Linked DNA regions of Homo sapiens: region 2 is linked to region 1. A link is an interaction called in ENCODE POLR2A ChIA-PET data of the cell type or tissue named here. Cell type or tissue: CD4-positive, alpha-beta T cell. All regions are shown on one strand. Links, peaks and the distances in the headings refer to the core of each region. The heading gives the core; the rest is flanking DNA.

What was found. ChIA-PET counts read pairs that join two places held together with the same protein. Peaks named below come from ENCODE experiments on the same cell type or tissue, not always from the same donor. Only the 100,000 strongest peaks of a DNase experiment are listed, where the experiment ranks them.
Region 2: POLR2A ChIA-PET joins it to region 1 with 5 read pairs; 4 of 35 experiments call an interaction of 5 or more read pairs at or near these places.

What each region holds. Positions count from the first base shown.
Region 1 is chr3:52,909,026-52,924,379 of GRCh38, forward strand. It overlaps SFMBT1 (Scm like with four mbt domains 1), which reads right to left. Exons shown (of 21, transcript NM_016329.4): 11 at 12,680-12,806; 12 at 11,512-11,625; 13 at 9,459-9,501; 14 at 7,125-7,189; 15 at 4,453-4,592; 16 at 3,513-3,622; 17 at 1,978-2,153. Among named protein-coding and RNA genes, the nearest start is that of STIMATE-MUSTN1, 19 kb to the left of the region's middle. In CD4-positive, alpha-beta T cell, for the core only: no CTCF peak of the experiment used is centred there; no DNase peak of the experiment used is centred there.
Region 2 is chr3:53,028,032-53,043,385 of GRCh38, forward strand. The region is part of intron 1 of SFMBT1 (Scm like with four mbt domains 1); the gene reads right to left. Among named protein-coding and RNA genes, the nearest start is that of SFMBT1, 10 kb to the right of the region's middle. RefSeq lists enhancers at 2,836-3,370, 8,875-9,044. In CD4-positive, alpha-beta T cell, for the core only: no CTCF peak of the experiment used is centred there; no DNase peak of the experiment used is centred there; H3K27ac peaks cover 1,609 bases.

The DNA.
Region 1 (15,354 bases), core at 3,888-7,887:
AATGAAACATACATATTCTAGCTGAGTTATGTATTAAAGTAATATCAAAATATAATACAATTTTGTGAAAAAAATGGAAATTTTCTAAAGGATACGAATCCATTTGACATCATTCAAATTACTAACTGGGAAAAATTATAACTGTCCTTCTAAATTCTAGGCTAATTTCAACTATATTATTGTGAAAGATAAATTCAGACAAAAGGCACAATAAAATCCACATATCTTCCCCTCACATATCTTCCTTCAGAGTAGTGTGCTTATATATGCATTTACATGAATAGTATTTTTCACTCAGCTCCTAATAATTGCAGTTTCCTAAACTAAGTGCTGAGTCTGATACAAGAAGCTAAGATAATTCCTACTCTTAAGGAGTTTACAATCCAATAAATATAAATAGAAACTAGAAGGTTAGACTTATAAGATTTTGTAATTTAAATACTGATTAGAAAGCTCGTCATACTAAGTATGGACCTTGGATCAATAGCATCAGTGGCATCTGGGAACTTGTTGGAAATGCAGATAGATACTCAGGACCCAGATACCCACAGACCTGATACATCAGAAGCTCCATTTTAACAAGATCCTTCAGTGATCTGCATGCACTATAGTTTAAGAGGCACAGATCCCTAAAAGAAATCTTTCCATTTTAACAAGGTAAAAATCCTCCTCTGTAGTGATTCTCCCAAGTGACATAGGGCTTGTAGGATTTAAGGAAAGGTAGGATCAGAATTTTGTCTTTGGGTGGCAATGCCTTGACAAGGCTCCAAATTGTAAATTTCATCCTATGTGACCCCTGCCCCAGTTTCTCAAAGAAGATAAGCAAGGACAGCGAATAGGTGCTATGACAGTTCAAGGTGAGGTTGCAACTACCTCCTCTCCTATTTCCACCTCCCCAACTAGTGTGGCTTCATTGCTGCTCTTCAGAGACACTAAGCAAGCTTCTGCCTCAAGCCTGTGCCCTTGATGCCCCCTCCCCAGAACACTCCCACCCAGCTCTCTGCACAGCTGGCTCCTGTTTCCTTCAAGGTGTTACCTGTCAGAAAGACTTCCCTGACCCCTTGCATAAACAGCACCCCACCTCCCAGCCTTCCTCACTGTCCTATTTTGCTTGCCCACCTTGCTTCACTGTTCCCCACAGTATTTCTCTAAATACTGACCCCTCTCTAAATTTCTTCCCTTGTTTGTTATCTGTCTCCCACATTAAAGGTAAACTCACTGAGGATAGGAATTTGTTTTCTTTATTGTTGTATCCCAGTGCTAGAGCAGCATAAGCACACAATGAGCACAAAATATATACTTGCAGATTGTATGAATGAATTACATATCCTATTAGATACAATAACTAATTTATATACATGCTATATATAAAAGTTGGCACACTAAAGCCCATGAGTCAAGTCTGGCCCATGACCTGTTTTGGTATAGCCCCCAAGCCAAAAATTACCCTTACATTTTTTAAAGGGTTCTTTTTTTTTGGAGACACAGAGTCTCGTTTTGTCACCCAGGCTGGAGTGCAGTGGCGCAATCTCAGCTCACTGCAACCTTCATCTCCCGCTTTCAAGTGATTCTCCTGCCTCAGCCTCCCAAGCAGCTGGGATTACGGGCAGGTGCCACCACACCCAGCTAGTTTTTCTATTTTTAGTAGAGACGGGGTTTCACCATGTTGGCCAGACTGGTCTCGAACTCCTGACCTCAAGTGATCCGCCTGCCTCGGCCTCCCAAAGTGCTGGGATTACAGGCATGAGCCACCACACCCGGCCAAAAGGGTTCTTAAAAAATGAAAACACAACACATAGAAAAAGAATATGTGACAGAAAGCATATGACCCACAACATGAAATATTTATCATCTGGCCCTTTACAGAAGAAGTTCGTGTGCCTCTGCTATATATGAATGTCTGTAAAGTAAAAAACTTTCCAAGATGTAAGGTATGGTCAGCTGCTATGGTTAACACATTGGAAAAACATGACTCACTGTATTTGGTCTTTGTAAGTACAGAACAGTTCTCAGAACACTTATCCAGAACCATCCGTGGACCGAAGAGGTTAGGACAGCATTCCAGTTTGATACAGGTTTGCCGGCAGAATTCAGTCACCCGATCTGCTGTTTTCACTATCTCAACAGTAGCCCGATAACTCTTTCCTTTATATCTGCCATTGGAAGACATCAGATGCCAAATATATTGGGCTAATGATTACCCAGAGAAAAATCAAACATATTAATACACCTAAAAAATATTTTTGCTTCTTGGAATATTCTATGTCCTTTATAGTTCAAGGGCCCTGAAAACAACAAGGAAGTTCTGCATATTGAACTTAAATCAAATTAAATCTGGTAAGCTATGACAACTAAAAGCTGAGTTATTTAAATTAGCAAAATTAAGCTCCTGCTTTCTGTTCCTAAGTTAAGGTTTTCAAATAGTAATTTCACTAACTGCTCTAAAAAGAAAAGTGACTTTTCACTAAGTCTTTCTTTACCCTTGGCAGTGATCCTCAGACTGTTATCCAAGGACCAGTATGACCTGCCAATTGCCTGCCATCCATCCATGACAAGATCAGAAAGCAAGAGTACCTGTTTATAACCTTTCACAGTAATTTGAAAAAGTAATTTTATGTCTCTTACATCTAATAACAAAAATTGTTCTTGCATTTTTATGTCTTAAATTTCTTATTTCCTTTTTGTTTTTGAGATAGAGTCTCGCTCTGTCACCCAGGCTGGATGAAGTGCAGTGGCATGATCTCAGCTCACTGCAACCTCCGCCTCCCAGGTCAAGAGATTCTCCTGCCTCAGCCTCCCAAGTAGCTGGGATTACAGGCACACACCACGACACCTGGCTAATTTTTGTATTTTGAGTAGAGACAGGGTTTCACTATGTTGGCCAGGCTGGTCTTGAACTCCTGACCTCAGGTGATCCGCCCACCTCAGCCTCCCAGAGTGCTAGGATTAGGGGCGTGAGCCACGGTGCCCGGTCTTAAATTTCGTATTTCTTATAATTCATTCTATCATATTTTATAAATGTATTGATCCATGAAAGAATGGAAATCTAAAAAAGAAAAACAAGCCTGGGCCTTCACCACAAATAGCTGAAAAAGCCCTGCCTAAGGAAACATAAGGCTTCTGATATTATCCACAGAACTGATTCTGTGAATTTTTTTTGTTGTTTTTTGTTTGAGACAGAATCTCCCTCTGTCACCCAGGCTACAATGTAGTGGCACGATCTCAGCTCACTGCAACCTCCACCTCCTGGGTTCAAGCAATCCTCCTGCCTCAGCCTCCCAAGTAGCTGGGATTACAGGCGTGTGCACCGTGTCTGGCTAATTTTTGTATTTTTAGTAGAGACAGGGTTTCATCATGTTGACCAGGCTGGTCTTGAACTCCTGACCTTGTGATCCGCCCGCCTCGGCCTCCCAAAGTGCTGGGATTACAGGTGTGAGCCACTGTGCCACGCCGATTCTGTGACTTTTTAAAGACAAGTAAAAGTAAAGAGTAAAAACAAGTAGTCCACTCACTTGGCTTTTAGGACTTCCCCACATCCGTGCCACACAGAGTCTTTGTCCAGCTGGAGCTCCCGAAGGACACGGCTGGGTTTGTAGGCTGCATTGATAAGTAAAGTGAGGACCTGAGCTCAGTTTTAAAGCAGAAACACAGATTGGGAAGGAGAAAAGCAGACCATTAGAATCTTGTCATCTCTTCCTTAAAATGTTAAGATTATTTAGGAGGTTAAATTCTAGTCATATGAATTAACAAATGTTAACAAAATAATAGTATCAGAGATATTACAGCCACCCAAAGGTGCAGATAAGAGAGTAACCAGATCCTTTTCAACATTTTTTAAATGTTACGGTCAGGAAAAAAACAGGTACCATGATTTTCAAATTGCTCCAGAACATGCTTCCAAATGCTTTCCCAGCCACGGTACACACAGAAAATTATATTTGTTTGGACCACTGTGTAGACAGCTGAGCCTTCTTGTGGCTGGAGGAGTCTGGTCCAGACGCTCTGGCTTCCCCAGATCCTGACTTGCCACCCTGAGGGCTGAAAGGTCTCTTATCTGTTACTTGCAGCATATCACACTGGCTGGGAAGAACAGAAAGCCCAGCAGATGTGTAGCTTTATCACGGTCGCTAGGTTAATGCCACATAGCCACGGCCTTTCAGTCATAGAGTAACCTCACAGTTCACTTTTGTATAGTTCTCTTCTGGTCTCTGACAGAAGACCTTTCTACCCTGACAGAGGTGAACCTGCTGTGTGAAGAGTTGTTTACGTGAATGTTTCCTAGGGAGGAGAAATAATTACATACCCTCTTCACTGTCCAAAACATGAGAAAAGTTAGTAACTTTTGATAAAACCTAGAACTGTCACATCTATGGCATGTGGCTCCCTGTAGAAATGACCATAGGAGAATGCTGTGAAATTTCCAAGTTATTTTGCTCTAGGCCAGAACCTTACCTCTCTAAGGACCAGAACACAGTTCCCAGGTCCTACACATTGAGGCAGCTCAGCAATTCTTCCTTTGTTAAGATATGGCCCTGAGAAGCAACGGTGGTTGAAGTATATCTTTGGACAGCAATATTTTCCATTAATCATAACTGGGAAATGAAGAAAAACAAATATTCAAAACAGTCATTCTCTACCCCACGTTTCCAAAGCTGAACTGCCAGGGAAGAAAAACGAAGCACATGTACCATTATATTAATATAAAGTTTGGAATTACTTATTTTGAAGCTTAACATGTTGTCTGAGAATGCTCTTAAGTAACTTACAGAGCTTATCACTCTGCTGAAATCAAAGAGGGTCCTGAATTAACATGCTGATTAGTTCCTAGGTTACTGCAAAATTGATAGAAGAACCCTATCTTCTATTAATAAAGAAAGTGGAGGGTGTATTTTAAGAACACATGAGGATTCTGGATGATCAATGATTTCTTTTCCAGGTCTTCAAAAACCAACTTTCAATCATCTATTCTGGAATATTTATAGAAATTGTTGAATATTATTGAGAATTAGTTTGTCTCCTAAAAACCACCAAACTAATATGTTGGCAGCCTTTGATGTTGTGAGAGCAATCCCATCTCTGAGATTTCTCAGAGGGCTAAAAGTATGCTGTGACCACATCTCTAAGTTTTTTTTGTACTGTGGGGTATAACTGGGTCTGGAGACCCTTTTCTTCAACTATTTGTCTGTATCAATACTGTCCTTCAATTTAATGTTTTTAAAAAATCCCCTCATAGTGGTAGGCATGTCAGCTGTTGAATGTAAAAAATTCAAAGACACTAAAATACTGCTATAAAGCACAGAGAAGCTCTTCTAATAGATATGCCTGTTAATCCAATGTTAAGGAAAGATATGCGCACACTGCCCATTGTTGATAGGATCCTGCAGTTCATAATGTTTTCTCTTTAATTAAGAATAGTCACAGCCAGGTGTTGTGGCTCATGCCCGTAATCCCAGCAATTTGGGAGGCCAACGGGGGAGCACATCGCTTGAGTCCAGTTTGAGACCAGCCTGGGTAACACAGTGAAGCCCCATCTCTACAAAAAACAAAAACAAAAACAAAAACAAAAAAATCAGCCACATGTGGTGGCATATGCCTGTAGTCCCAGCTACTCGGGAGGCTGATGTAGGAGGACAGCTTGAGCCCAGGAGGTGGAGGTTGCAGTGAGCTGATATCACTGCACTGCACTCCAGCCTGGATGACACAGCGAGACCCTGTCTCAAAACAAAACAAAACAAAAAAACGATGGTCTATCATAGTGGCCAGTATGCTGGTGCTCACATTTCCAGTTGAACCCTGCAACCCAAATGCCTCTTTTCAGAATTAAGGCACTCATACCCCTGCTGCTGGGTATGTTGGCAGCTTACAGTTCCCAGTTTTATGTCTATTCTGGAATCACCCTGAACTGGGTACTGCTCTCAGCAGGAGAGGGCCACCTTGCCCCTTGTGAGGTGGGGAGGGAGCAGTGGCTTACTTCCAATAACTGGTCAGTAAAGTGTGGCCACCACACCTGAATTAGGATCAACTCTGAGTGGTTAGATCAGCTTCAGGGCTCCCAGTGGAACTAGAAGAAACTTCTGTTGCAACTGCATCATGGTTCAACTTATCTCTCTGCCCAATCCTACTTCCTTTACTCCTTCTAAGGAGCTGTTCCCAAAAATACTCCCCAATGAAACTCCTGAATGCATATGTCAGAGTCTCAGACTCTGTTTCCCAGGGAACCTGACCTATGACAAAACCCAAACCAAAAGGCCTTGGCTGAGGTTGTGCAGAAGATATTAATGTCTTAAATTCTGTGGTTTCAGTAGGCATTCGAATGGCCAGGAAAGCATCAAAAGCAAGGAGTTACACAGTCCTAACCCTCTATGTACAAATGATGTAATGAAAAGGCAGTAGGTACAAGAGACGGAAGTACGGGTTTCTAATTTGTGAAAGACTTCAGTTTCATTTCTGGTCTTTCTACTCATAAGCTGTGTGATCTCTCTGAGCTTCGATTTCTCTTCTAGGCATTTACTAAATATCACCCAAATGCGCAATCTGTGCTAGAATACACACAGCCAGGATGCTAAACATTACACAACAAGCACGTGGAAGTTAAGAATAGTTCAAGAGAGGACCCTGGACAAAAGGCTTGAACCTCCAGCAAGGATTTTTCTCTCATTTATCAGGCATTAATTGCCTCTGGGACAATTTCTTTTTCCATTGCTTTATTTTTTTCACATAAACTGTGAAATTTATATACAAAGTATGCATATCATAAAAAAGGGTTTTAAAAAGAATAAACTTCTACCTCTCAACCATCTAGCTTAAGAAAGAACACTGCCTGGAAAACTTCAGGTTCTTTAGCTAAAGTCAAGGATGGTAACATTGGCCTTCTGAGCCGTTGGCACACAACGGTTGATCAGTAAAGAATAGCTACAATTATTAGAAATGGACGGAACTATCAGCCTAGAGATGATTATTAAACTAAACACATCTTAGACAGTTATAACTCTAAAGTCACAATTAAGAGACCCCTCTATGAAGACACATACTATACATCAAATGTACTGTTTTAAGTTATTTTCAGATATAGTCCATTAAAAGAAACTAAGTCTTCTTTTCCTTAAGATGACATGTGCTTATACCTGACTCTGTGGAGTTCAGCTCCTGATTCCTCAGGCCCTCGTGGACAGTCCTCGAGGATGGTACTCTGGGTCAAGAAAACACAGTAAAATAGTGAGATAATTCTTAAGATCAGTAAAGTGTGAGGCTTAGTTTCCTTCAAATCTAAGAAGAAAGCAAATGTGGCATGTTCGCAAAATCTGTAACAGAAGGTACTCCCTTGATGATACTTTTTTTTTTTTTTTTTTTTTTTAAAAGAACAAGGCTGGATGCGGTGGCTCACGCGTAATCCCAGCACTTTGGGAGGCTGACGTGGGCGGGTCACAAGGTCAGGAGATTGAGACCATCCTGGCTAACACTGTGAAACCCCGTCTCTACTAAAAATACAAAAAATTAGCTGGGCATGGTGGCAGGCACCTGTAGTCCCAGCTACTAAGGAGGCTGAGGGAGGAGAATGGCGTGAACCCAGGAGGCAGAGCTTGCAGTGAGCCGAGATCGTGCCACTGCACTCCAGCCTAGGCAACAAAGCAGGACTCTGTGTCAAAAAAACCAAACAACAACAACAACAACAACAACAACAAAAAACTACAACAACAAAAAAGAACAATTGTTTTTAAAACTATATATAGGGCATAATGAGCCAATGGACAGTCTGTATATAGCATTGTGATACTACATGTTCAAACTTTCTCTTCATTCACTGGGCAAAAAAATTACAAAATTTCTTGTGAGATGCTTAAATCACAAATAAACTACTCATTTTTCAACAGTCAAAGAACAGAAACTTTATATAGGGTTCGTTTTCTTCGTCCATCAGTTTTCAAATTAAAGACAAATTATGTTATTTAAAAAAAAACAGAGGCTTATTCTGTATGTAGCAATCACTGAAAAAAGGCTAATTTATCTTTTAGAATGCATCCTAACTAAAGCTTTGGATCAGTTTTGGCAACTAAGTCAAGGAAAAATCCAAGGTCAGTCTTTTTTTTCATTGTTACCTCACTTCTCTACTTGGTATAAATGTCTATGGCCTTTCTCTCCACTTCTGTTGTTAGTTTTATTACCCACATAGTTACAAAGGTTTAGGTAGTTATAGAATTTGCTATATACAGAATTGTTTCCTCCTACTCAAATTCATATGTTGAAGCCCTAGTGCTCAGTGTAACTGTATTCGAAGATAGGGCCTTGGGGAAGTAATTAAGATTAAATGAGGTCATAAGGGTAGGCTATAATCCAATAGCATTGATAGCCTTACAGGAAGAGAGGGGTCGGGGGGTGCCGGGGAGAGAAAGATTTTTCCACCATGCAAGGACACAGCCAGAAGACAGCCATCTGCTAGCCAGGGAGAATGCCCTCACTAGGAAGCAATCTACCAGCACCTTGATCTTGGATTTTCCAGCCTCCAGAATGTAAGAAAATAAATTTCTGTGGTTTAAAGCAGGGGTCCCCAACCCCAGGGCCACGGACCAGTACCCGTCTATGGCCTGTTAGGAATGGGGCCGCACAGCAGGCAAGGGAGCATTACGGCCTGAGCTCGGCCTCCTGTCACATCAGCAGCAGCATTAGATTCTCACAGGAGTGTGAACCCCATTGTGAACTGTGCATGTGAGGGATCTAGATTGCATGCCCCTTAGGATAATCTAATGCCTGATGATCTGAGGTGGAACAGTTTCATCCCAAAACCATTCCCCACCCCAGTCTGTAGAAAAACTGTCTTCCACGAAACCGGTCCCTGGTGCCAAAAACGTTGGGGACCGCTGGTTTAAAGCCACCGAGCCTGTGGTATTTTGTATGGCAGCCCCAGCAGATTAATAGAGAATTCAACACCCAATGTTTTAAAACACACATATACACACAGAAACATTTGTACTTTTAAGGTTTGAAGGCACTACTAATTAACTGTTTCTCAAAAGCTGTGTGTGCAGGTATGTTACAAACGAAGAATTTCTTGATGGGCACAAAGCCACTCCTTTGAATGTGCCTTTTCTTTTAGAGCTGTCTTCTACCCCAGCTTTATTTTTTTCCACTGTGACAAATCATACCCTAATTTACAATTTTTGCTCTTCCTTAATGAATACCAGCATGGGCACTCTTATTTTCTTTCTTTTATTCAACTATCTTAAGGCTCTAAAAGCCAAAGAAAACTCAATTTAGACACCATCTTGAGAATGCATTTTACCCTTTTGTATATAATGCCATTTTAGAAAATGCATATACTGCAAAGAGAAGTATACAAATGATCAAATGTTGAATTAAAAAATTATGCTTCCATCTGAGAAAATGAGGAAATATACCCTCTGAAATAGTTATTTTTCTAGATATTCTAACTTGTAAACTGTTCATATTATTACGTTACTTACTGTTTTTCTGGCTGAACCACTGCAATTTTCCTCTGTTTATATACTGTAGAAAGAAAAAAATATATAAATGCCAAGAAAAATAAAAAGACAAAGGAAAATTCATATGTGTATTAAGGTTACATTAGCATATTTAAAACCTGGTTCTGTGTGAGTGTGTGTGTATATATGTGTGTGTGTATATATATATATACACATATATATAGTACTATAAATTAATGCTTATGTCTGAATATCTAGACTGAGGCACATTTTCTTAGTAGGGATCTTTATACAAAGAGCAAAAATAATATTTTCAAGGCTCCCTGGGTCAGTAAGTGTTGGGAAAGCTCAATGAATAAAGTTGGACCCTTACCTCAGATCAGTGGTCCCCAACCTTTTTGGCACCAGGGACTGGCTTCATGGAAGACAATTTTTCCATGGACCAGGGGGTGGGGGGTCATTTCAGGATGAAACTGTTCTACCTCAGATCATCAGGCATTAGATCGTGCAACCTAGATCCCTCACGAGACAGTTCACAATAAGATTCTTGCTCCTATGAGAATCTAATGCCGCCCCGATCTGACAGGAGGTGGAGCTCAGGCACTAATGCTCACTCGCCCGCCACTCACCTCCTGCTGTGTGGTCCCACGGGTTGGGGACCCCTGCCTCATATCATATATAAAACTTAACCCAAAGGGGATCAAAGATCTAAACATAAATGTAAGGGTTAAAACTATAAAACTCTTAGAGAAAGTTTTATAGGAGAAAACTATAAAACTTATTCTTAATAGTCAAAAAATGGAAACAATTCAAATGTCCATCAACTGTTAAATAGATAAACAAAATGTGTCAGATTTATAGCATGGAATATTATTCAGCTATATAAAGGAATAAAGAACGGACACACACTACAACATGGATGAACTCTGAGAGCAGTACACTAAATGAAAGAAGCCAGTCACACAAGACCATGATCCCATTTATGTGAAATGTCTAGAACAGGCAAACCTATGGAGACAGAAAGTAGATTCGTGGATGCTGGAGTGGGGGTTGATTGCTAATGAGTATAGGGTTTCTTTCTGAAATGATGAAAATGTTCTCAATCTGACTATGGTGATAGCTGGTACGTCAATTGTAACACCAGAAAGCTGTTTAAAAAGGGGGAAACTGGGTTGCCACTTTCGAGGTTAGGTTGCAGAAAGACTCTGGCTTCCATCTTCCTCAACCTCTCTTGCTCTCTTGCTTCCTCACTCTGACAGAAGCCAGTTGTCATGTTGTGAGCTGCCTTACGGAGAGGCCCACATGGCAACGAACTAAAGGAAGGCTCCAGCCAACACCCAGCAAGGAGCTCAGGCCCTCAGTCCAAGAGCCCACAAGAAGATGCATTCTTGCTGCTATGGTCTGAATGTTTGTACTCTCCAAAATTCACATTGAAACTTATCCACCAATGTGCTGGTATGAGAAGATGGGGCCTTTGGAAGGTGATCATGTCACAAGGGCAGAACCTTCATGATGCAGATTAGTACTCTTATAAAAGAGATCCACAGAGCTAGTAGTCCCTTCTACCATGTGAGGACACAACGAGAAGGTGCCAACTATGGACCAGGAAATGCACCCTCACCAGAACCTGAATCTGCCAACGCCTGGATCTTGGGCTTCCCAGTCTCCAGAACTGTGAGAGATAAATTTCTGTTATTTATAAACTTCCCAGTGTATGGTATTTTGTTACAGCAGCTAGAATGCACTAAGACACTTGCCAATAATAATCTGTGTAAAGCTGGGAGCAGATCCTCCCCACGTTGAGCCTTGAGATGACTGGAGCCCTGGCTGACACTTTGAGTGCAGCCTGTGAGAGACTCAGATCCAGACGACCCACCTAAGTTGCACCCAAATTCCTGACCCACAGAAACTGTAAGGTATTAAATATTTGTTACAATAAATAATTTCCTATGCAGGAACAGAGAACCAGAATGTCATTTTTTTTCTCTGAAATGTCCAGATTAGTTTTAATTGGCAGCAGCCACACAGAAGATTATTTAACAATCAATCCTCTAACCCAGAAATAGACAGATACCTCGTGCTCGGCGAGGAGTGCTGAGGGGGTGGCCGTTGGTTTCACACCAGCCCAAAGGAAATATATCCATGGATTCCACACTCACAATACATTCAGGTATAGGCTTCTTAGAACCTGTTTAGATTTAAACAAACAAACAAACAAACAAACAAACCTTTTTTTAGACCATTAAATAACCTTCTTCATAAACTATTTTCTAGATAATGTTCTACTCTTATAATAATGCAGACACAAGTCTCTTGACACAGAAGTCATACATTTTCATGTATGATAAACATTATGAAAAAAAACTGTCTTCCATGTAAAACTGTATCAGGACCAAAATGGGTAGAGAATATACAGGGTGACACTTAAGCTAGGGAACAGCAAATAAGAAACTGGAACTACCACTGGTATCATTCAGATGGTTAATAAATATCACAGTCATTTCAGACAAATGGAAACCAAATGGCAAAGGTGACAATTTTACTCAATGAGAACATCAGTTCTGGTACTTCAGGAATAAGCCAGAAAAGAAGAACAGTGAATTCAAATCAGGAAGTGATTTGGCAAGCTGCTGAACAAGGATTGCATAAAAGTCTACATTCGATATTATCCTTGACATCCGCATTAAATGCCAATTCTACAAATCAGAAACAGTAGGTACCTTCTCAAAGTCTGACTATTTGGCAGCAGGATAAAAAAGCTGCTCAGGGCATATATGGTAACCGTAGCACTGAGTACTCACGCAGCGCCTTGCATCCACAAACCTGTCCAATTATTGAATATTACTTTTAGCACAGTTTACCATTTCTACTCTATATACTTTTTGGTTCTATTGGGCTGCAGCAACCAAAATATTATCTCTTCAATAAGCTAGGTGTTAATGTCCATGCTCATATAACTTGGTCACATCAAAATATATGCTATTTGACTTATGTTTTCCCCTTCCAGAAAATAGGGGACTCTGTAGTAAAGAATTTTTATTCATATTCATTTCCTAAAATTTGGAATTTGAAAGCCAAGGACAGGAAAATAAATATTTCGCTTAGAGTCTTGCATTACAAAAGTCTCTGAACAAGATCCCTATTTAACTAATCCATTAAGTTTAACAGGCAACATTACAGGAGTAAACAGGAAGCTCAAAGGAGAGTGGCCACAGGAAGGCTTCTAGAGTGCTGGCACTCACCCTCCAGCTGGAGCCACAGGTAGGAGCCTCTCACTGCAGTGATGGTAGCAACACACACTTCTTCAGGGAGAATGGGGTTCACCGCCTCGAGCTTCATGTTCTCCTTAAATTCATGTTCAGAAATTAACTAGAAAATGAATGAATCAAATCAATTTACTGGATTAACACAGTATTAACTCACGTGCTCAGCTAGAAAACCTTTTTCAAGTAGTACTTAATCCCTAGGTTTAAAGATAACATTTATTTTGCATTGTTTTGCTTTTTAATGAAGCAAAAGGAAAATGTCTGCCTTTCCTGGTGTTATAGGAAGTATACAGGAAGTACACTCTTTGATGTCAGATATTCCTGCATTATTGCTACTTGTATGACCTTGCTCAAGCTGTATAACCTCTTTTTGCCTCAGTTTCTTCACCTGTCAGATGAGGTTGAGAACTCCCATCTGGCTGTGCTATTACAAGGTATCAATGAAATAGTCTCTAAGGTTCTGTGTCCTGAACCAAGTGGCTATCAACACTGTTGACTCACTTCCCCTCATATAAAGCACCCTATCATACCACAAACTGCCTGGTTCATACTTGCATGTGTATCATAAGAGGCAGTTAGGATGAAGAATGTTTATCAACAGTGGGAAAGGGTCATTTAAAACAGAAAAATATCCAGCATCCGTGTCAAAATGGACAACTGAACATCTGCGTTTGAGTGTTCTCTCTTCTGACATCTAACTTAAAAACTAAAGTTGTTTTTGGTTTGCTTCTATTTTGAAGACAAAAACTTAACATCTATCTTAAGATGGATATAACAGGAAAGGAAACAACATTTTATAAGCTAAAATTTAGAACAGGGTCTGGAAACTAAGTTAAAGGTGACTCTAAGCTGGCAGTAAAGAAAGCTAAGAACTGGAAGAACTGCCAGGTACTAGGCAACTGGAGGTAGAGGAGACAGTCAAAACAAGGAGGATTTGTTGAAAACATTTAAGAAACATTTAGGTTATGCCATTGGCTCCTCGACTCCATGCATTAGGGAAACCATTCCTTCCTCTCCCCTACAGAAGGTGAGATTTATCCTCTGGACAGGGTAAAAGAGAAGATGCCTAGGTAAGAGGACACAAGGAACTGCTGAGGGCATGTATGTCGTGACCAAAACAGCGGTTAGCCTATGGACTGCTGAGAGGCCCAGCCCTCCGCCTCTACCCACCAGGCAGGGGACTAGAAGATACTTCTTATGGTGATATGATAAGCCCAGGAAGAAACACATAATGATATGGATTCAGGTTTCCCCAACAAATGGCCAATCAGATTCCACCCTATAGGAAAGTTCAAGGTTGACAAGCTCCATCTACCTGCTCAGAGCTTTCAATCAGCTCTTCCTTTCAGTCACCCATTCTTAAATATAGCAACAACCAAGAATTACCAGACACCTAAGAAGATGAAAGTTAGGACCAAAACAGACAAGCAACTTGGAAAAAGCAGTGATTATGCAAGAAGAAAACTTCCCAAAAGGTGTGTGTGTGGGGGGTGGATTAATTAACAGCCTCTGAGAGATAAGAAAAACTATTGCATCCTTAGAGCAAGAATAGTATGATATTAAAAACAAAGAAGTACCTGTAATCCCAGCACTTTGGGAGGCTGAGGCGGGTGGATCGCCTGAGGTCAGGAATTCAACAGAAGCCTGGCCAACATAGTGAAACCCTGTCCCTACTAAAAATACAAAAAATTAGCTGGGTGTGGTGGCGGGCCCTATAATCCCAGCTGCTAAGGAGGCTGGAGAATCTCTTGAACCCGGGAGGTGGAGGTTGCAGTGAGCCAGGATCGTGCCATTGCACTCCAGCCTGGGCAACAAGAGCAAAGCTCCATCAAAAAAAAAAAAAGAAAGAAAGAACAAACGAACGAACTATTCAGAGTTCCAGAAAATAAAAAACATGATGTCAAAAATTAAAAACTCAAAAGGAAGGCCGAAAGACAAAGTTTAGGAAATCTTCCAGAAAATAAAGCAAAACGACTAAGAAACATAAAACAGGATAAAAAGATTTAAAAAGCAGAGGTTTGATCCAGAGGGCCACAACCAAATAAAAGAACTTCCAGAAAGAGAAAAGAGACAAAACGGAAGGAAGGAAATCAAAGAAGTGATTTAAAAAAAATTTCCCAACACAGAAAGGCATGAAGGTCCAGAAAGAAAGTGCCCACTGAGAACCTAGCACAGCGGATGAAAACAGGCTCGCATCAAGGTTCATCACTGTGAAAAGTGGTTCTATACCTTCCAGAAAGGGTCGGGGGAAAAGCAGGTCATCTACAAAAGAACAAAAATAAAAATAGCTTTATAGCTTTTAACTTCTTGATAGTAACACTAGAAGTTAGAAAACAACTGAGCAATGTTTTCCGAATTCTCAAGCAAAATAACTTCCACATTGAGCCAAACTATGAAGCAAGTCAGTAGAGTGAAGACATTTTCAAATATACAGTGTCAAAAAAAATTTACTTCCCTTGTACCCTGTTACAGGAAGGTACTGAGAGATGGGGATCCATCAAAACAAGGAAGCAAACCAAGAAAGAGGAGGCCATGAGATCTCTACAAAACAAGGGACCCCAAATCATACAAAAGGGGAGTGGGCAATTCCCTGGGTGACAAGGGCATTTCCATGATTAAAACTACATGGCAAGGCCGGCACAGTGGCTCAC
Region 2 (15,354 bases), core at 4,737-8,736, 120 kb after region 1:
ACAGTACAAAAAACTTGATTAACCCTAATTGCCTGCTGACGTCTACGGTTGTTTCTTTTTCTCAGACCACTCTTTTTGAGACAGGGTCTTGCTCTGTCATCCAGGGTGGAGTGCAGTGGCTCGAACACAGCTCACTTGGAGGCAGATTCAAGTGATCTTCCTGCCTCAACCACCTGAGTAGCTGAGACTACAGGTGCACACCACCACACTCAACTAATTTTTGTATTTTTTGTAGAGACAGGGTTTTGTCATGTTGCCCATGCTGGTCTCGAACTCCTGGGCTCAAGCAATCCACCTGCCTTGGCCTCCCAAAATGCTGGGATTACAGGCATGAGCCACCATGCCTCGCTTTCAGACCACTTCTTGAAGTCACCTTAGTTCCATAAAACTTGTGTGTTGACATACAGTGTGATACTGTTTCTTTGCCACAAATTCAACTCTACAAGTCACATCTCTTTGTCTGCCTTCATGGGTCAAAACTACTTACTAGCTGGGCATGGTGGCACATGCTTGTACCACTAGTCCCAGCTACTCGGGAGGCTGAGATGGGAAAACAGCTTGAGTCCAGGAGTTGGAGGCTGTAATGTGCTATCATGATCATACCTGTGTATGGTCACTGCATTCCAGTCTGGGTGACATAGCAAGACCCCATCTTAAAAAAAAATTACCTGCTAGAACACAGAATAAATGGCAGAAAGAAGGCCATAGCAGAGCAAACACAACTCAGAAACGCCCAGTCTAGCACTCGTGGCTGGGAACCCTTGCAGGGAAGTGCACAAGTACTCTCAGAGGGGACCTGCCTGCCTGTCACTGGCTTGGTGTGAACACTCTCTGAGCAAGTCACAAGAGTTATGGGCTAGGCCGGGCGCGGTAGCTCATGCCTATAATCCCAGCACTTTGGGAGGCCAAGACAGGCAGATCACAAGGTCAGGAGCTTGAGAAGATCCTGACTAACACGGTGAAACCCCGTCTCTTCTAAAAATACAAAAAAATTAGCCAGGCATGGTGGCGGGCGCCTGTAGTCCCAGCTACTCGGGAGGCTGAGGCAGGAGAATGGCATGAACCCGGGAGGCGGAGCTTGCAGTGAGCCGAGATGCACCACTGCACTCCAGCCTGGGCGACAGAGCGAGACTCCGTCTCAAAAAAAAAAAAAAAAAAAAAAAGTCATGGGCTAGAAATGTACTACCATGGGGGAGAAAAAGAATAGACTACCACAAATTGTCACACTTTTTAGGAAAATATTTTACAGAAAATGGCAGTATGCAGAGCGTTATTGAAGGGTTATAAATATATTCTCTGAGGGGTATTCTGAAGTTCTTTTAATGAAGGATAATAACTAAGAGCTTGGGCTACAAAGGCATATACAACACTGTAAGATTCAACTACAGAATGCTTCAAGATTCCAAACTCAGTTTCTTTAGAAATTCTGCGCCAGAACAGGAGCAGCATTTTTAAAATTCCTTACCAAGTAGCCCAGGTAAAAACCAACTTTTAAAAACTTAGCTATATTTCTGCCAATGTACAAAAGAATACCACCCAAATACAGAAATTGATACAATTTGTTAATCCTTGCTGCTGCAATTTTCTCAAAACGAAAATACAAAAGCAAAGTATCTGAATTCATAACAAGCAGCATACATTCAGGCCTTAGGCTTCAAAAGCATGGTCAACACCTCAGTAGTCTGAAGACATCTTCAGATGCTTTAGTCTCCCAAGACTCAGCTGGGGATTCTGCCTATGCCATCCCCTCTGCAACATGTGGTGGGTGGAGGGTGGGGAGAATGGGGGTGGTAGAAGGCCTCTCCACGACTCTCTACCTCCAACTCCTCTTACTCCACTGCACCCAGTTCCTCTACCCTTGGCATCTTGGGGGCAGGGAGGCTGGAGAACAGTCTACCCCCACAAATACACTAACTTAGAAAAAAAAACACTTTTAAGTGTTTAGTATTAGAAATACTAACTTAGAAAAAAAAACCAGTTTAAATATTAGAAAACTTTTCTTAATCCAAGCAAATTCAATTATCATTAGTCTATGGTACTGTTTGCAGCAGCAAAAAAAAACCCAAAATATAAATAAATATGGAAACAAATAAATATGGTGCATCCATGCAATAAACTACTAGGCAACCATTAAAAGAATGCAGCAGATCTATGTGTACTTGGATATATCCAAGATATTTTCAGTGAAAAGAGCGAAGTGCAAAACAATGTCTAAAATATATCACCATTTGAGTTTTTTTAATATGGATGCGGAAATATATGATTTACACACATAGAATGTTTCTATAAAAATACAAAAGAAACTGGGAATAATAGTGGCCTACAGAAGGGACTGAGGAACTAGGGGTTTCAGTAAAAAGGAATACACTCTTTTTTGATATTCAAAAAAAAATTTTACTATGTATGTGTATCCCTGTTTAAAATGTTTTAAAGGCGTACTTAAGTCTGTGATGATGATTTTAAAAAATAAAGCAACAGAAGAAAAAGTAATGCCTATTAAAAGCAATCTCATTTTTCTTAACTATTTCTAAAGTCTTTGTGGCACAATTTGAATTCAGTAAAACAGGGGAGACTGGAGGGATTGGGAGTTTGGAGAGGTCCCTTTCACCCTCCTCCTTTAAAATTACAGTAACTTTCAACTGGCCATAATGCAAAAAAAAAAAAAAAAAAAAAAATCTACTTGCTTCTCCAACAAAAATATTTGGCTCCATTGTAACCAACATTTAAAAGATACAAATACATTAGCAAGTCTGTGACTAAAGTTCAATTACATTTTATATGCTAATATGAAATGCTAATCATATTTTTTATGAGTCAACAGTTTTACATAAGATTATTTTGTTTCTAAACTAACAACTTTAGAATTACTGAAGCATCCAAATTACCTAAACTCACTCCAGTCAAGCATCAGTTCAGTAAAAAACTAAAGGGTTTTCCCCCATAGCTTCAAAATTCCCAATCTTCTCCATTTCCAAGCATGATGCGGGGCAGGGGCAAGGGAGATGGCAGGCAAAGCCTAAGCCTGTCCAACCCTCTTCAGACTCTGTAGATGGCTCCTCCTGGTTTCAGGGATCCCAACTCCTCATATAGATACAGCCATCATCAGCAATCCCACATTAAGTGCATTGATTCCATTAACAACAGTGGGAGGCAAGTGGCTCCACTGGCTTGGATTCTGAAGCTCAACCTGTGGCCCATGCACCTGCGAATAACAACAGGCTCTCTCATCAGTCACACAGGGCAAAGGAAGTGGAGCTGCCCCACCCCACACCCACACAGAACCAGACTGCTGATTGCCTCTTTGTAACTACTGCCACAAAAAGTAAAGCAAATGCCCTGCAATTGGATTTTTACTAATGGAAATGCATTTGTCGAGAATCCAAAGATGCTCAGTTATCTCGGAAAAAAAGTTATAACATGATCTTCAAAAATGAAGATGAGGAAAGGCATTTTGCCAACTTAAAACATTCATCAAAATAGATATTTAAAGCAGCAAAATATGACAAAATACTAGTTTCTCATTTTTTAAAAACCTGAACATTCAGAACTAAAACTATAACACTGTAAAAAAAAAAAAGTGTCCAGGGATAGGAAAAAAATATTTCTTAATCATGTATAAATTGGTTATTTATTCATACCTCCATTTACATACACATATTTGCCAGGTGCTCAGTACCAGGATGCCATGGTGATTAAAAGACAGACACAGTCCCTACCTTCAGAGCTTACAATAGTAAATGAACACAAGGAATAATGCATTGGTGTATAGTTTATCTCTCCCACAAGGGACAATTAGGAAAAACATCCTGGGAGTAGGTTCACAGGTTTTAATATTCTCTATAGAGTGGCTTTAAAGCATTTTATGATAAATTAAAATTAAAATATTAAAATGAGCTAAAAATAGAATATTTCTTATAGTGAAAAGTGTCACTAAGAAAATCAATGGTGAGAAAAAAGTGCCTCTGGAATGGAGGTAAGGATGTCTAGGGAAGGCTTTGCTGAGCTGAACCCTCCATGATCAAAAGGAACTAAATGTAACAAACTTGATGTCCAGCCAGCTGGATACAATGGCTCATGCCTGTAATCCCAGCACTTTCAGAGCCCAAGGCGAGTGGAATGTTTGAGGTCAGGGGTTCAAGACCAGCCTGGACAACATGGCAAAACCCTATCTCTACTAAAAATATAAAAGGTAGCTGAGCATGGTGGTACATGCCTATGGTTCCAGCTACTTGGGAGGCTGATGTGGGAGGATCTCTTGAGCCCAGGAGGCGGAGGCTGCAGTGAGCCGGGATCACACCCCTGCACTCCAGCCTGGGTGACAGAGCGAGACCCTGTCTCAGAAAAATAAAAATAAATAAAAATTGATATCCTTGGGATGGACAGAAGACCCATATGGGAAAGCAAGTGGAAAAGTGGTAGAGGTGGGCAGGGAACAAGAAACAAAGTATTGTAGGCCACACAAGAAGTTTGGATTTTATTCTAATTACGATGGAAAGCCACTGGCAGCCTCTAAGCCTGGAAATGACAAGATGAGATCTCATTAAACATAATCATTTCTTGTTTAGAACATAATACATTTTCAAATAGGAATAACATTATAAGTGGATATGTTGCAGTATTGCTTCCATGCATTCATTCAGCTATAATTTATTTAGTGTCTACTCTGTGCTAGGTTGTGTGCAAGGTACTAACTAGGAATAAAACAGCATCTCTGACCTTGAGTTCACAGTTTAGTAGAGATGAGAAACACTGAACAAACAATCACAATTGTAATATTTACAACAGTGGAATATGTGGAATGCTGTGAGTGCCCAGAGCAAAGGGTGGTTAATGCAACCTGAGGGAGTCCAGGAGGGAAGGCTTCACAGAAGCCCTGGGCCTTAAAGGACAAACAGGGATTTCTTTAGCAGAACATTCCCCCCACACCTAAGCCTCTGATAGAATACAAGAAAATTTGGGGCCTACCAAAGACTCTGCCTTTTGAAGTATTTATGGGCCAGGTGCAAGAGCTCATGCCTATAATCCCAGTGCTCTGGGAAGCTGAGGTAGGAGGATCGTTTGAGGCCAGGAGTTTGAGACCAGCCTGGGCAACAGAGCAAGACCCTGCTTCTACAAAATTTTTTAATAAAATTTGCTTTTTTTTTTTTGAGATGGAGTCTTGCTCTGTCGCCCAGGCTGGAGTGCAGTGGCGCAATCTCGGCTCACTGCAGTCTCCGCCTCCCAGGTTCCGGCAATTCTCCTGCCTCAGCCTCCCAAGTAGCTGGGATTACAGGCACACATCACCACGCCCAGCTAACTTTTGTATTTTTAGTAGAGACGGGGTTTCACCATGTTGGCCAGGCTGGTCTCAAATGCCTGACCTCAAGTGATCCACCCGCCTCGGCCTCCCAAAGTGCTGGGACTGCAGGTGTGAGCCGCCGCGCCCGGCCCAACATTTTTTTAATACTAACTTTTTTTGCAGCCATTTTTACCCCCCTCAACTACAAGCTTTTATCAAAATTTTGAAAGAGATTTTGAAAAAATTCCAAATACTCTCTACTTAGATTCAAAAATTTTAAATTTCCTAATTATCTTTCTATATACACAAAGATTTATACACACACACGTATTTTATGAGCCATCTGAAAATGCTGAGGATATCATACCTCACCCTCTAAACTCTTCAGCTTGCATCTCCCAAGAATAAGCACATTCTCCTTTATGTATAACTACAATGCCATTATCACACCAAAAAAGACAAAAAAAAAAAAAAAATCACCCTGGCGCAGTGGCTCACGCCTGTAATCCCAGCAGTTTGAGAGGCCAAGGCAGGCGGGTCACCTGAGGTCAGGAGCTCGAGACCAGCCTGATCAACATGGAGAAACCCTGTCTCTACTAAAAATAAAAAAATTAGCGGGGTGTGGTGGCGCATGCCTGTAATCCCAGCTACTTGGGAGGCTGAGGCAGGAGAACTGCTTGAACCCAGGAGGCGGAGGTTGCGGTGAGCCGAGATGGCGCCATTGCACTCCAGCCTGGGCAACAAGAGCAAAACTCTGTCTCCAAAAAAAAAAAAAAAAAAAAAAAAATCAACAATTCCTTAATATCATCTATTATCAGGTACTTCTTTTTAAATACAAAGGACTTTGTTGAAATTTTATTGAAGGAATGTGTTTTAATAAACTGGTTAGATTTATTACTTGCATTGCATTTTGACATTTTTAAAATGTAATAATACTTTATAAAATTTAAGTTAAGGAATCTTTCCTTGGCAAGATTCATCACTGGCACGGGCATGGTAGCTCATGCGTATAATCCCAACACTGTGGGAGGCCCAGGCGGGCAGATCACTTGAGGTCAGGAGTTTGAGACCAGCCTGACCAACATGGTGAAATCCCATCTCTACTAAAAATACAAAAATTAGCTGGGTGTGGTGGTGCGTGCCTGTCTATAATCCCAGTTGCTCAGGAGGCTGAGGCAGGAGAATCACTTGAACCAGGAGGCGGAGGTTGCAGTGAGCCAAGATCGCACCACTGTACTCCAGCCTGGGTGACAACAGTCTGTTTCAAAAAATAAATAAATTAATTAATTAAAAATAAATTTAAAAAATAAATAAAAATTAAAAACATATTAAAAGAATAATTGTGGGCCAGGCATAGTGGCTCATGCCTATAAACCCAGCATTTTGGGAGGCTGAGGCGGGCAGATCACTTGAGATCACGAGTTCGAGACCAGCTTGGCCAACACGGAGAAACCCCCATCGCTACTAAAAATATAAAAAATTAGCCAGGCGTGGTGGCACGTGCCTGTAATCCCAGCTACTTGGGAGGCTGAGGCAGGAAAACTGCTTGAACCCTGGAGGCAGAGGCTGCAATGAGCCAAGATCGAGCCACTGCACTCCAGTCTGGGCGACAGAGCGAGACTCTGTCTCAAAATAATGATAATAATAATTTTGGTAATCAAATATACCAAAAAGTGTGACAGCGGTCCATGTGAGACTGACATTTTGGGAGCACTGCCTTAGCAGAACAACACCCTAAGCGGATGGAACATGGCAGGAAAGGATTTACAGGAGAGTGGGTTGGTGAGGCTGCAGAGGCCATGAGAGAAGGGAATAAGCTGGACAAATGGACTGGGCCTGAGTGCTTCAAGGATTCCGCATGCCTTCCTGAGGAGTTTGGACTTTACCCGGCCAAATGTGGGATTTTATGTGACTAAAATCAAGTTTGTTTAGAAAGCTCTACTTGGCCTCAGTGCTTCAAGGATTCCGCATGCCTTCCTGAGGAGTTTGGACTTTACCCGGCCAAATGTGGGATTTTATGTGACTAAAATCAAGTTTGTTTAGAAAGCTCTACTTGGCCTCAGTGTAGCTGGATGGATGGGAGAGGTGGGGAAGGTAGGGAGACCATTTGGAAGCAACAGAACAAGGTTTGTATTTTTCACTGCTAATATGTAACATTTTAGTTTTATGGGTTGAATAAGCCTACTACATTGATAAATGAACAAAACAAAAACAGTAAAACTAAACAAAGTTTATCTTGAAAATGTTCATGTTGGTAGAATAGCAACTTTCAAAAGAGTCAGCAGAGACTTAAGTAAATTTTTTTTAAATGGAGTCTCACTCTGTTGCCCAGGCTGGAGTGCAGTGGTGCCATCTCATCTCACTGAAACCCCCACTTGCCAGGTTCAAGTGATTCTCCTGCCTCAGCCTCCCCAGTAGCTGGGATTACAGGCACATGTCACCACGCCCAGCTAATTTTTTATTAAAATTGATGGGGTTTCACTATTTTGGCCAGGCTGGTCTCAAACTCCTGGCCTCAAGTGATCCGCCCACCTCAGCCTCCCAAAATACTGGGATTACAGGCGTGAGCAACCGCACCCGGCCAGAGACGTAAGTAAATTTTGAAAGGAGCCCTTCAGCATTTTTGACAGTCTCAGCATTTGATGAAGCTCTTTTTAATATCTAGTTTCACTTTCCAAGGTGTCTTTCCTTTTCCTTGGCAAGGTTCATCACTGGCACTAGTTTTACATTTATCAGTCACAATCAAAATTTAAATTTCCAAAGGAAGGAAGTGGGGTACAGAATAGATAAAATGGTTTAAAACATAGAGCATGCCCTCAAAGCAGTGCTGACAGCAACTCTGAGGAGCTCCATTTATGCAGAATCCACTGGGAAGGCTGCCCCAAGAGCCAGCCGCCAGTCCTGCCTGGGAGGAGAGGGAAGCAGAGAATGTCCAGCTATCCTGCCGTGGGACAGGATGCTGGCCCTTCACCCCTACTCCACTAGGAGGACTCTCATTTTATTTTACTTATCGGGCTTCCTAGAAAGATTTCATTTGAACAAAGGGTTCCACAACTTTAAAAACACTTGAAAACCAAGGAGTCAGAACTGTACGTTCTAACTCCAAGGCTGGCAATTGAAGAATAAGACCTCAAGTCCCACAGGAAAGCTCCCAGTGGACAAAACAAACACCATCGCTGAGGAGCAATGTAAAGAAAGAGACCTGGGCAAACAGGCCCACTAGAGGACTGGCGTCTTTGGGGTAGAAGGAGAAATTCTATTTTGGACCTGTGGATTCTGAGATGCCAGTGTGGCACCCAACTTGGAAGCCCAACGGGCAGGGATGTAGGGGTCTTAGAGGAGCACAGGAGCTAGACAAACTCTAAATGTGGACAACTTCATTGAGAGAGATGTAAATAGAAAGAAGGGAAGGTCTTAAAAGGTTACAGAAGGCAAAGACAGAAAGGTCTGCCTCAAGACAGGTCTTTCTGGAGAACCTGAATTCTCCTCCAAGGTAGTCTATATCCAGGAGCAGAGAGAGGCACTGGCTGGAAGGCTGCAGGTGGCTTACGGGGCCACAGAAGGGAAAGAGGGAAAGAACAAAGTGGATTGGCTAGGGAGCAGCTCAAAGATTAGACAGTGGGTCCAGGCCTGATGGGGCTGGGACTCTGGGAGAAAATGAAGGTCACAATGAGATAAAAGACGAGGCATAGGGAGAACAGGGAATCCTCTGAAGGAGGCTGTAGAGAACCCAACATTTCACCAGCACACTATTCCGGAAAGCACTCCTGTCAGACAAAGTCAATAGAAAGCCAAAAACAGGAGTAAAAGTCAATGGCTAGGAGAGGAGCTAGGGTGAGGGCAGTTGTGTCTTACCGCCCTGACTGGCTGCGGGATCATGCAGCCCTCCTCAAGCACTTGCTGCAGAAAAGGAAGACTCTCCCTAGAAGGGGAGGCCAGAAGAGACCACCCAGCCCTCTGCTTCCCTTGTCATAGCCATTCCTGAGAATGGAGCCTGACAACAAAGAAAGTCATTTGAAGCTCTTCTCTGTTGATTGAGGAGCCCAATTGAATACTTACAGGAAAACTGGGTACAGATAATGCCTAGGAGAAGATCTAAGCCTGTTTCCCAATTTGCATATGGTGTTATTCATATTAACGATAAAGAAAACTACGTATTTTTAAGTGCAACTATAACTTGATTGAGGACTGGAAAGCCAACATTAAAAGAGAAATAAAATTAAATTAATATTAATTACATTAAGAGATCAAGGGATTCAGATGTTTTAATACCATCATAAACACCTATAACAACAATAATACACCCGAAGTTTCTCAAATTTCTATCTTTAGCTAGACCACCCAACCCTGCTCATTTTGCTCAATGATAAAAATGAAAACCAGGCTGGGCATAGTGGCTCATGCCTGTAATCCCAGCACTTTGGGAAGCTGAGGCTAGAGAATCACTTGAGGCCAGAAGTTTTGAGACCAGGTTGGACAACACTGAGAGACCCCATCTCTACAAAAAATGTTTTAAAGGCCCGGCGCAGTGGCTCACACCTGTAATCTCAGCACTTTAGGAGGCCAAGGCGGATGGATCGCCTGAGGTCAGGGGTTCAAGACCAGCCTGGCCAACATGATGAAACCCTGTCTCTACCAAAAAATACAAAAAATTAGCCAGGCATGGTGGCAGGCACCTGTAATCCCAGCTACTCGGGAGGCTGAGGTAGTAGAATCACTTGAAACCAGGAGGCGGAGGTGGCCAAGATTGCACCGCTGCACTCCAGCCTGGGCAACAAGAGCAAAACTTTGTCTCAAAAAAAAAATGTTTTAAAAAATTAGCCAGGTGCTGGGGCATGCACCTGTAGTCCTAGCTACTCAGGAGGCTGAGGCAGGAGAAGTGCTTGAGCCCAGGCACTCCAGTTTAGACAACTGTCTCCTACCCTGTATCTCCTCCCCTAACCATTGACTTTTACTACCGTGGCTCTATGCTCTATTAGACAACATCATGCCAAAGAAACTGATACTTTCTCAGAAAAGCCTTACTAACTCTAGGAAACAACTAACCATTCTTAAGAATTGAATAGTAACACAACGCACAATAAAAATCAGGCTTCATGACATTTACTGTCTATTCTTCAATGGTTTCCAGAAAGTCAAAAACATCCTTGCCATGAAGAAAGGACAGTAATTAAGAGATGGCCTCCCCCCGGTAACAAACAGTATTAGGAAACTCATCCCACATTTACTACATTAATACAGCCATTAAAAATAATAATGGAGGAAAATATAACTCTTTAACCATTCTGAAAGTACATACCTGCTCAACTCTCTATTACCCTTAACTGTCAAACCTGCTTTCTCTCCAACCAGGATTGGACATCTATATTTCACAAATACAGAATTAAAGTGATACAGCAAATCTAAAATACAAAGCATTAATTAGGTGGTATCATTATTATGTAAGTCATTAAGCCTTTTTAAACACGTACTAGTTTTCTATCAATACAGAAACAAGAGTGAAATATGGCAAAACCTCAACTAACCAGAACAGCTGGGGATTGAGTCACTGAATATGCCTTTCAGATAGGTGAAGGCTTATTTACAATTCTGAACACACATATTTTTTTGGTTAACTGTTCTGGACGACATGCTTTGACACAGGCCCACACCACGAATGTCAGTGATCACACAGTAAGATGGCATCCTGAGACCCAAAAGGCCTTACTCCTTACTCAATGTTACCCTGGACTCCTGCAACCTTTGCTTTTATGTTCTCCTTGTCTTCCACCCTGCTGTCACAATCTGCTCTGTTTCTTTTGTTCGAATAAGCAAGTGTGCCCAAACTGTATCTAAGGACAAGGTACCTGGTTCTCTAGGCTCTGCTGGGCACATACGGAGTTCTTCCAAGGGAGGTAAACAAATCCTAGCAAACAGTATTCTGTGACCTGACCTCCACTTTACCTGCTGTGGAAGTCTTTCAAATAATTTACTTCCTCAAAAAAAATTCTGACACATGCTACAACATGGATGAACCTTAAAGACATTATGTTAAGTGAATTAAGGCAATCACAAAAGGATAAATACTGTATGATTCCACTTAGATGAAGTACCTAGAATAGTCAAAATCATAAAGACAGAAAGTAGAACAGTGGTTGTCTAGGGTGGGAGGAGGGGAGTTGGGGAATCCCTGTTTCATGGGTACAGAGTTCCAGTCTGGGAAGATTAAAAAAGTTCTAGAGATGGATGGTGGTAATGGTTACACAACAATGTCAATGTACTTAATGCCACTGACCTGTACGTGTAAAAGTGGTTAAAATGGTACAATTCATGCTATATGTATATAACTTACCACAACCATACGTTTACAGAGTCTCTCTCTGTTGCCCAAGCTGGAGTGCAGTGATGTCATCTCAGCTCACTGCAACCCCCACCTCCTGGGTTCAAGCAATTCTCCTGCCTCAGCTTCCCAAGCAGCTGGGACTACAGGTGTCCGCCACCACACCTGGCTAATTTTGGTATACTTTTTTTTTATTTGATTTCATTTAAGTTCCAGGATACATGTGCAGGATGCGCAGGTTTGTTACATATAAACATTTTTAATAATAAAAATTTATATCCTCATTATATATCACTATGTTCTAGACAGGCAATATGCTAAGTGCATTGGTGTGATCACCATCTAACCACTCCAAGAGGGTTATTTTATGACGCAAGTCAAAATGAGACCAAAAGGTATCTTAAAGTTACAATTCAAAATTACCATATACTATTTTTAACACAGAAAAAGCATATTTTAGAAGAACCGATCCTTAAGAAAGAACACTAGAAAAAACTGAGAGACAGGAAAGCACTCTAGTCTGGGGAGCAAATTAATGTGAACAGAAATGAAGAACCAGTGGCAGCCCATGGGCAGCCTTACTACTGAGCAAATATTCCATAGTAGCCACCTCAAATGCTTTTTTAAAAACTCTTCAGGGTATAAAAAATAATAATTTGGAATTCAAATCTGAGTACTTGTTGGCTAACACTTTAAATTGAATATCAGCAAGAAAAACTCCTGAGGCATTTTAGTAATTGCTAAATTTCTCATCCCAGCTCATGTTGTCATTCCAAATGTGTGACTGTCCCACACTTTCAACTGCCAACAAACCACCTTCCAACTCTCATCTAAGATCCTCTCCAAATACCATCTCAGACAGAACCCAAGTTTCCCAGATAAACAGATACTGACACTTAACAACCCTATCTGCCCCACATCAGTTTAATAATTAACCTTTCTCTAGACTAAGCAAAAACATCAAAAAAGAACCAATGCACCAGACCAGTATGCCAGTTAAAAAAAAAAAAAAAGACCCAATGCACACAGTACTGTGCATCATGTTGGAAATATCACCTTATAGCCTCTCTCTGCATAGTGACATGCTTGGCTCACTGAAGTTACTCAACTGTTCAAACCACAGAGTTCAACAGGTACTTAACACATCATTTAACACACAATATACAGACTACTTTTTTTTTTGTTTTTATTTATTTTTTTGAGACAGGGTCTCGCTATGTCACCAGGCTGAAGGGGTGTGATCACAGCCCACTGCAACGTCTGTCTCCCTGGCTCAAGAGATATACCTGCCTCAGCCTCCCGAGTAGCTGAGACTACAGGCATGCACCAAGACACCTGAATTTTTTTTTTTTTTTTTTTTTTTTTTTTTTTTTTTGTAGAGACAGGGCTTCCCTATGTTGTCCAGGCTGGTATCAAACTCCTGGACTCCAGAGATCTGCCTGCCTTGGTCTCCCAAAATGCTGGGATTACAGGTGTAAGTCACTGCGCCCGGCCTATTTTTTGTTTTTAAATAAATTCCTTGAGTGACTGCCTGAAGACAAAAGAGAACTAAATAAGGTTATAAACATCCTCTTGAATAAAAGAAAGAATAATTACATACACGTTTTCAGGTGTCTCTGAGTTAGAGGAAAAGGTTTACAATCAAATCATTAAGACTTATGCAGTGAAGTCATATGATTTTTCTATTAATAATGTGTCAGTGTTCTTATCCTTCCTCCCCCTTTTGAAAAGTTTAAACATGAATCTGCAACAACCTGACCACATTCTTTCTATTTTAAATCATTTTCCGCGAGGCGCGGGGGCTCATGCCTGTAATCCCAGCACTTTGGGAGGCCAAGGAGGGTGGATCACCTGAGATCAGGAGTTCAAGACTAGCCTGACCAACATGGTGAAACCCCATCTTTACTAAAAATACCAAAATTAGCCAGGAATGGTGGTGCATGCCCATAATCCCAGCTACTTGGGAGGCTGAGGCAGGAGAATTGCTTGAACCCAGGAGGCAGAGGTTGCAGTGAGCCATGATCGTGCCATTGCACTCCAGCCTGGGCAACAAGAGTAAAAGTCTGTCTCAAAAAAAAAAAAAAAAAAAAAAAAAAAAAAAAATTCTTTTCCAATGAGGTTAGTATCCCCTGAAGAATGGGAGACTCCTATCAAAATCCCACTCCCCAAACTCTAATGGTTTAAAATCTCGCAAGTAACCAAAATCCCCACACACTTTTATCCCATTTAATAACTATGTATATACAGAAATATTATTTTCAAATACAAAATATCCCAGTTAGGTAACGAATGCTATATACTAAAAGAAAAATACTCTGCCATAAGGAAGTTGTATCATTTACTCATTACAAGTTCTTTTATTTTATGTTATTCCAAAATATTGGTTATAAGCCAAATAATCCAAGAAAGCAAAATTTTGGAAAATTATAAGAGAAAAAATGTAACATTAAAAATATTAAAGATGTAAAATGTCTGCCTAAATAATGGCCTTTTGGTTTTTGGACTGTATCTATTTACTTAATGTGAACATAACATGACGCCAAAATAAAAAGCCAATGAAGTTTGTATAGTTCATCTTTTCTACAGACTTTAGAGTTAAATGATACCTGCTGCTACACCACCATTCCACAGCTAAACCCAGTCTAGGTATCACTGTGAAAGCAAAAGTATACTACAGAAGCAGGAAGATTATGGATAGGCAAATCATACTGGGTTGGTTGGTTTGTTTTTTGAGACAGTGTCACTCTGTTACCCAGGCTGGAGTGCAGCAGTGCAATCATAGCTCACTGCAGCCTCGAACTCCTGGGCTCAAAGGATCCTCCCACCTCAGCCTCCTGAAGAGCTGGGACTATAGGTGCCCACCACCGCGCCTGGCTAATTTTTTTATTTTTTTGGAGACACAGGGTCTCCCTTTTCTTTCATCCAGGCTGGCCTCGAACTCCTGGTCTCAAGCGATCCTCTTGCCTAGCCTCCCAAAGTGCTGGGATTATAGGCGTGAGCCACTGTGCCTAGCCAGCAATCATTTTTAAAAGGAAAAATCTGAGTTTACAACAAAACAGCAAAAAAAGGAAATTCCCTTTCATTGTGTATTTTGTTTCTCGTGTATCTCTTTAGTTGCTTCTCTTAAAAATGTAATAGATTTTAAATTAAACAATCTGATCACATAAAAGTCAAGAAATTTAAAAAGAGCCACAAAAAGAAACAATGTATCAATAATAGCTAAGTCATCAATTACTCTCTTGGCTAATGAGGCTGTGAATCTTGGGTGGAGTGACCAAATCCAGCTTAGTTGCTGGTCAGTCAGTTGGCTGGCTAGCTTAACACGGGAAAGACAGAATTATTCAGCGAAATCATTTCACAAAAGAAAACCTTTTAACTTTGTGGACTATTCCCCATGGATCCCTACACCACAGGCCTTAGAACATTCCCAACTTTTATCACACAGATATCTTTGCAGTAAAAAACACAAGCCTTTGTTAGGAACTAACAAAATAAGAATTCACTTACAACATCTAACCCATCTCCTTTACAGTAGGAACAAGAAAAGGCACAAGACGACATTGGTGAAGGAAATGCAAATTGTTGCAGCATTTGCTTCAGTGGAGAATATTTAAAAGTCCACCTTCCTAGAAAGAGGGTTAATAAAAAAAAAAAGGTATCTTAGTCATGCTGATTTTTTTAATCACACCTGACATAATTTTTAGTTAACCTTTTGTTTTTGCTTTCATTGTTGCACTTTAAATGATTTGATAAACCA